Linked DNA regions of Homo sapiens: region 2 is linked to region 1. A link is a contact called in ENCODE Hi-C data. All regions are on one chromosome and are shown on one strand. The core of a region is the stretch at or near the end of the contact, and the rest is flanking DNA. Distances in the headings are between cores, read along the strand shown. Region 1 overlaps PDXK (pyridoxal kinase). Region 2 overlaps ADARB1 (adenosine deaminase RNA specific B1).

Region 1 (3,939 bases), core at 446-2,945:
ATGCACAGCAACTGGCCCTTGGGGTCAGCCAAACCTGTGTGCACTGCACAGCTTCCTCGTTTAGCTGTCCTAGGGTGACCACATTCCCAGAGGCTTGGTGACTGTCACAGGTAAGGAGATGGGACAAGAGGCTAAGCAGGCTAGCCACCTGCTTCAGGAATGGGGAAAGCTGCCGGAGGAGTGGCCAAGGACAGGGACAGGGGCTGGCAGGCTTGTCTTGGCCACAGAACCCTTTAAAACAGAGGCCCCATGCAGAGCCGGGGAATAGATGGGCACAAGGCGGCTGCTCTGTGGGCAGGAAGGGAGGCGCTGCCGGCCCCTCCTCGGCTGATTGCACGGTTTTTTGCTCAGCCCATCTTTGACAACTCCTTTCTTCCTTTCTCCTTGAGAAGTTCCCTCTGTTCTTATTCCTCAGCGTCACTCACTCTGTGAACTGGGCACGCAGGATTCCATTTCAAAAGCTCTGTGTGGGTGTGCACCCGCAGACACCAAGGCCAACAAGCCACAATGCCAATCAGCAGCCCCTGTGTCCCCGAAGCTGCCCGTTCTGCGGATCCGCCCCTCCCTTTCCAGGGAATGCCAGTCACACCAAGCCTCCTAGGAAGGAAGTCACTTACAGGAAAGACGGGGGGGCCGGCCAACACTGGGGCCTGCAGAGCAACACACCGCATACACACACATGCATGCCCATGACACACGCATGCATGCCCAGACATGTGCACACACGCCATGCACACATGCCCCATACACATGCATCCCACATGCACACATGCATGCCATGTACACACAAGCACACCCACATACACACACACCATGTACACACATGCACACCCACATACACACACAGTGTACACAAACACACCACGTACACACATGCACACCCACATACACACACACACATGCACCGATGTGGGCTAGAGCCAGAGGCAAGAGGGAAAAATAGATCAGAAAATGGGACCAATAGGCTGGGTGCAGTGGCTCATGCCTGTAATCCCAACACTTTGGGAGGCTGAGGTGGGTGGATTGCCTGAGGTCAGGAGTTCAAGACCAGCCTGGCCAACATGGTGAAACCCCGTCTCTACCAAAATACAAAAATTGGCCGGGCGCGGTGGCTCAGCCGTAATCCCAGCACTTTGGAAGGCCGAGGCGGGCAGATCCCGAGGTCAGGATATCGAGACCATCCTGGCTAACATGGTGAAACCCTGTCTCTACTAAAAATACAGAAAAATTTGCCTGGTGTGGTGGCGGGCGCCTGTAGTCCCAGCTACCTGGGAGGCTGAGGCAGGAGAATGGCGTGAACCTGGGAGGAGGAGGAGGCTGCAGTGAGCCAAGATCACGCCACTGCACTCCAGCCTGGGTGACAGAGTGAGACTCCGTCTCAAAAAAAAAAAAAAAAAAAAGAAAAAGAAAAAATGGAAAACGGGACCGATAAGTTCTTGTTTTTCTCCATGACAGCCAAACAAGAATAACAGAAACCTCAGTCCCAAACTAAGGGAGTCAGAAAAGCAAAAAACTAGCCAATTTTCTTCCTTCTTGGAGAAAGATGAAAGAAAAAGAAGAAATACCAGAAACAACACCTGTTTCCTGGATTGGGACACATTCTGGCTCAGACCCAGGGACTGGCAGAGGCCAGAGAGAGAGAGAGAGAGAGAGAGAGAATCCCAGCTAGACGGGAGGAAAGCCAGCTGCCCAGCATGGCCTGGAGAGCACGTGGGAACGTTCCGAGGACACTCAGAAGCGTCTCCAACATACAGCATCAGCATCACCTCTAAGGAAGTTAGTGCGGGCCACCGGAGGAAGGAAGGAGGCACACTTTTCACCACTGGCTCTTTTTCCTTTCCTTTTCTTTTTTTTTTGTTTTGAGCCTGAGTCTTGCTCTGTTGCAGGGGCTGGAGTGCAGTGGTGCAATCTTGGCTCACTGCAACCTCCACTTCCTGGGTTTAAGCAATCTCCTTCCTCACCCTCCTGAGTAGCTGGGATTACAGTAGTGTGCCACCACGCCCGGCTAATTTTTTGTATTTTTAGTAGAGATGGAGCTTCACCATGTTGGCCAGGCTGGTCTCGAACTCCTGACCTCAGGTGATCCACCCACCTCAGCCTCCCAAAGTGCTGGGATTATAGGCGTGAGCCACCGTGCCTGGCCCAGCGCTGGCTTTTTTGTACTGTTTGCAAATGCATGTCACCTTGAAAAATGTTAAGGCAAAAATGATGTCTTTTAAAAGGCAGGGTGGTATTCTTCCAGGATCTTATAGTGCAGTTCTGAAGGCAAAGAAGACTCTTTCTATCCTAGGAATTCTAAGAAAAAATGTAAAGATTTTTCAAAACACCAGGTGTTTTGTTTTGTTTTGAGACGAGAGTCTTGCTCTGTCGCCCGTGCTGGAGTGCAGTGGCGCGATCTCGGCTCACTGCAAGCTCCGCCTCCTGGGTTCACACCATTCTCCTGCCTCAGCCTCCCAAGCAGCTGAGACTACAGTCGCCCACCACCACGCCTGGCTAATTTTTTGTAATTTTAGTAGAGACGGGGTTTTACCGTGTTAGCCAGACTGGTCTCGATCTCCTGATCTTGTGATCCGCCTGCCTCAGCCTCCCAAAGTGCTGGGATTACAGGCGTGAGCCACTGCACCCAGCCAACACCAGGTGTTTTAACCATTTCCCCAAGAGAACCCTCCAGTGATGCCACATCTCTGAAGAAGAGGCCACTTTGCAGAGCAGGGGATTTTTTTTTTTTAAAAACAGGGTCTACCTAGTGCATCGGTATTCTCTGTCAACTTTCTGGTTAAAAATACATTGTACTTCCATACATGTTTATTTTTTACTTTTTTTTTTTTTTGAGACAGGGTCTCACTCTGTCACCCAGGCTGGAGTGCAGTGGCACCATCACAGGTCACTGCATCCTCCACCTCCTGGGATCAGGTGATCCTCCCACTTCACCTTCCCAAGTAGGTGGGACTACAGATGTGAGTCACATAGCCAGCTTTTTTTTTTTTTTCTTGTAGAGCTGGAGTCTTGCTATGTTGCCCACGGTGGTCTCAAACTCCCAGGCTCAAGTGATCCCCCCATCTCGGCCTCCTAAAGTACTGGGATTATAGGTGTGAGCCACCGCACCTGGGCTTGGGGATGCTTAAATATTTGAGGATAGAAATCAGCTCCTGACTTGAGGGCCCTCAAGCAACCCCCTGGGGACCCCGTCACGCGTCTCTGGGAGCCCGGGGTTACTCGCTGCTCGCGTCCACATGCTGCTCAAGTGCTGAGGTCCCAAAGCTCTGCAGCTTCTGCTCCTGTCCGGAGAAGCGGGGCCCAGTAAGCAGGTGGGACCCTCGGCCTCTGCCACAGCTACTTTTGCCAATGTCACAGCAGGTAGGAGTCAGGTGCTGACATCCAGGGTTCCAGGGCAGGGAGCCCCCTGCCTCTTCCTGTGGGGCGCTTGAGCCACAGTCCACCTGCCTAACGGGCATGGCATTGAGGCCCCTAGACAGAGAAATACAACCTCCGCCAAGCCCCCTCAGGTGTCTCAGGTCTGCTCCGCACCGACGGACCACGAGAATGAAAGAATGCGGCTGCCTGCAGGCCCCAGATGGAGCCAGCCACCTCACAGGGTCTTCTGGTGGGGGCTGCAGGGAGTCCCATGGTCTTGCCTTCTGGTCTCTGCGATGTGGTATTTAAATGGGTCTCGAGCTAAGGCCCCAAGTGAGATTCTCAAAGCCATGGAATCCAATCATGGAATGTCTGATGTCCACAACCTCCTCCCTAGGAGCGGCCCTGTGAAAGCGCACCTGCACTGTGGTCCTGCAGCACGGAGGTCACATGTGTCCCAGGCGGCAGTGCCTGGCACCCAGCCTCGGCGGCTCCAGAGGCTGACAGATGAAGGACACGGATATCACCCAGCCAGCGGGAATCTACTACCTGTCCATCTGGACGGGATGCACAGTGACAGGACAG
Region 2 (3,939 bases), core at 484-2,983, 1.4 Mb before region 1:
CAAGTTCATAAGCATAAAGACTGGACAGTGGTGAGCTTCTTGGAACTTCACCTCTACAGACAGACGAATCATGTTTCCAGTCCCCTATCTTCTTGCAACCAACAATACGTTTTCACGAAGGAAGCCAGTCCTTGAAATCATCTGCATACTGAGAAATACACTCATATATGTGTGTGTGTGCATGAAGCAAATTTAGTAAAGAACATAAAAGCAACACAATGTTAGAATGCTTTTAGCTTTAGTGTTCAAAATAATTCCTTATTTCCTTAGGGCACTTACGAGTTTTCTCTTTTAAAATATATTCAGTTAACTGTGATCTGAGAAGGAACAGATGAGGACCAGTCAGGAGCAGCTGAAGGAAACAGAGAAACCAGCCTTCCACCTCTTGTATCATACTTAGGCCAAAATGAAACCAATGCTTCTCTAGAAAATCATAAAATACACAAATATTAAAATACAAAGAAGCAGGCCGGGTGCAGTGGCTCATGCCTATAATCCCAGCACTTTAAGAGGCCAAGGCAGGCAGATCATCTGAGGGTCTGGAGTTCAAGACCAGCCTAGCCAACATGGTGAAACCTCATCTCTACTAAAAATACAAAAATTAGCCAGGTGTGGTGGCGGGCACCTGTAATCCCAGCTACTTGGGAGGCTGAGGCAGGAGAATTGCTTGACCCCAGGAGGTAGAGGTTTTGGTGAGCCAAGATCATGCCACTGCTCTCCAGCCTGGGTGACAGTGCCAGACTCCATCTAAAAAAACAAAACAAAACAAAACAAAACAAAACAAAACAACGAAGCAGCAACGATGCATGCTAAGCGTAACAGAAAAATCACCTGGGAAGTAAAGCCAAAGCTTCACATGCCATCCTTGTCTCCACTTTAACCCTGTTAGGTAAGTTTCTCCAACTCAACCTTTTTATCCAACTCTGTTCTCAGAACCTGGGTGCTTCATACTTGGGAGCATTTCCCCAAGGGAAGCACAGAGACTTTATATCAGTGTCATAAACATCTAGACCCCTTGTAGCCAGCAGGCACCCCAAGAAAACTTCAAAGAGCAGGTGTGGAGCTGCTCTGTGTGAGGCCACCCAGGACAGCAGGAAACATCTACGGCAGCATGGGCTGCCTGCCAGCGCCAGGGAAATTCCCTACTCCCCAGAGGGCACGCTTGCCACTGCTGACATTTCCCTGCTTCCAGCCCTTCACAGGGGCCCAGCAATGCTATGTCCATTTTATTTAGCCAAAACAGACCACCTCAACTTTGCTAGAGGTTATTGCTAGTAAGTATGATGGGAGTTTCATCTCAACCTTTGAAGATTCTGTTCTTGAGAAACACCTCCAGTTCTGGGTTCGTCCCTCATTCTTTGTATCTCCAAGCTGCAGCACGGCCTGTCCATGCCCTGACCCCCACTGTGTCTCCACTGACCCAATTCTTCCCTGCTCTTTCTTGGAACTCACTCTATCCCAGGAGTCCCCAGTCAAATGGGTACAGTAGCAACAGCCTCTCTTCCCTGACAATGCTCCTTTACAGCCTCCACTGCACAGGACAACTCCGGAATCCAAGCTGACAGCACCCGGACAGCACCTAACTCTTCACAGAAGTGACTGCAGCACATAAATATATCCCACTGCACCAAAACTAACCACAGCCATATCACAGATACCCAAGGCTGCCAGGCACAAGGAGACAGACAAGAAAGGGGAAGCCCAAGTGGAAGGAGAGGGTAGCAGGCCTACCCCGCTGAAGGGAACAGAACACACTTGTGAAAAAGTATACGAGCTAGCTGAACGCACTGCTCCAGGAGGGACCCCCCTCCCCAAAAGTGAACCCCTTGGAGATCAACCGTCACTGACCCCTGGGGCCTGGTTCGATAAGTGTGCCCTGACTACTCGGTTTTCAAAACCAAAGGATATACTGTGTAAGGGTAACAGACAGAGTTAAGAAATCAAAGAAAACTAGTGGAACCACTTACACAAAAGTCAGGATAATTATTTATTTGGAGCAGAAGATAAGGACACAAAAAAGTGTTTTTGAAAAAACACTTATTTTTAAAGTAAACGTTATTTTTAGAACAATTTTAGATTTGAAGAAAAATTGAGCAGATGTGACAGAAAGGCCCCACAGACCCCACACCCATTTTCTATTATTAAGATCTTACATGAGCATGGTTTAATACAGGAGTCCCAACCCCTGGGCCATGGACAAGTAACAGTCCATGACCTGTTAGGAACTGGGCTTCAGAGAATCAGTTCTTGCACTGATTCTGTCAGATCAGTGGCAGCATTAGATTCTCACAGGACTGGAACCCTATTGTGAACTGCGCATGTGAGGGGTCTAGGTTGCACATTCCTTATAAGAATCCAATGTCTGATGATCTGCCACTGTCTCCCCTTACCCCCGATGGGACCATCTAGTTGCAGGAAAACAAGCTCAGGGCTCCCACTGATTCTACATGATGCTGAGTTGTATGATTATTTCATTATATATTACAATGTAATCATGGAAAGAAAATGCACAATAAATGTAACGCGCTGGAATCATCCCCAAACCATTCTCCCAGCCCCCACCTCGGCCCATGGAAAAATTGTCACCAGTCCCTGGTGCCAAAAAGGTTGAGGACTGCTGGTTTAACGGACCAGTATTAATTAACACATTGTTATTAACTGAAATCCACACTTTCGTCAGATTCAGTCGTCCAGGATCCCACGTGACATTGAGATGTCATGGCTCCCTAGGCCCCTCTTGGCTGTGAGTTTCTCAGACTCTTCTTGGTTTTTGACTGTTGAGGAAGCTGTCCCTCAGCTGGGATCTGTCTGATGTTTTTCTCATGGTACAGGAAGGGACTGAGTTTGGGGATGAAGCCCCCAGAGGTGAAGGCCCACTGTCACTCCACTGTATCAGGCACACCCTGTCACCGTGACTGACCACTGTGAGGCTGACCTGGCCCCTGCTGGGTTGAGCCCCCCGCCCCACTTCCATGCTGTCCTCTCTGGAAGGAAGTTGCTCTGCACAGCCCTTGCCTTGGGGTAAGGGTTGTGCTCCACCTCCTGGAAGACACAGCAGATACAGCAGATGCAGAGATGATCTGGAATTGTGCTGGAAAAGGAGCTTTGTCTTTTCTCCTCATTTATCAGTCATTTATTTATGTCAGTCTGGACTCATGGATATTTATTTATCTCTGGGCTATAATCCAATACTACTTTGTTTTGTTGTAGAAACTGTTCCAGCTTTGGCCACTGGGAGCTCTTTCAGTTGGCTCCTGGGTCCCTTTGACACCACCCATTGATGTGGGTGTGGTTATGTTTGTTTCTCGGCATTTCCTTGCCATTTCCTTGGCATTCCTGGCACTTGTGTTATTTCCTGCCCAGTCCTAGAATCAGCTATTTCTCCAATAAAGAATGCTCACTCTATTTTTTATATGCTGTTTTATGGAACATGCAGCTACATGTTTAAAAAATATAGTTGTGGTTACAGCTGGTTTTGCTGACTTGAATCCATCCCCTTCTTTCTGACAACAGCACCCCAAATGTGCTGAGGAAAGTGCCTTCTCCCATTGAACTGCCTGCGTAATTACTTCCAAGAAATCAAAAATTATTTTAAACCCTTGTGCTGATAACAGACAGACACCAAGGTAAGGAAGATAATTATAGAAATTCTGATTTAGAATTAAAATAAGCACATTGGCCAGGCATGGTGGCTCACATCTGTAATCCCAGCAACTTGGGAGGCCGAAGAGGGAGGATCGCTTGACGCCAGGAGTTCAAGTCTAGCCTGGGCAACACAGCAAGACTCCGTCTCTACAAAAAATAAAAAAAGTTAGCTGGGTGTGGTAGTGCGCCTGTAGCCCCACAGTCCCAGCTACTCAGGAGGCTGAGGTGGGAGGATCACTTGAGCCTGGAAGTTGAGGCTGCAGTGAACCATGATTACCACTGCACTCCAGCCTG

What was found. A loop is a pair of places that touch in the nucleus more often than their neighbours do. Pooled maps may share reads with other maps.
Region 2: a loop to region 1 is called in a map of B cell, with 15 times the contacts of the local background. The contact joins two enhancer-like sites. A Hi-C loop is called at or near these places in 1 of 168 maps with a recorded cell type or tissue (B cell), 3 of 37 single-sample maps with no recorded cell type and 2 of 50 pooled maps.

Annotation. Positions count from the first base shown.
Region 1 is chr21:43,723,732-43,727,670 of GRCh38, reverse strand. All of the region lies in intron 1 of PDXK (pyridoxal kinase), which reads right to left. Among named protein-coding and RNA genes, the nearest start is that of PDXK, 6.6 kb to the right of the region's middle. RefSeq lists enhancers at 156-997, 2,581-2,740. Within about 2 kb of position 1,695, at least 25 of the 41 ENCODE cell types and tissues checked have a DNase peak (open chromatin) inside an H3K27ac peak, as active enhancers do.
Region 2 is chr21:45,101,930-45,105,868 of GRCh38, reverse strand. All of the region lies in intron 1 of ADARB1 (adenosine deaminase RNA specific B1), which reads right to left. Among named protein-coding and RNA genes, the nearest start is that of ADARB1, 29 kb to the right of the region's middle. Within about 2 kb of position 1,733, at least 7 of the 41 ENCODE cell types and tissues checked have a DNase peak (open chromatin) inside an H3K27ac peak, as active enhancers do.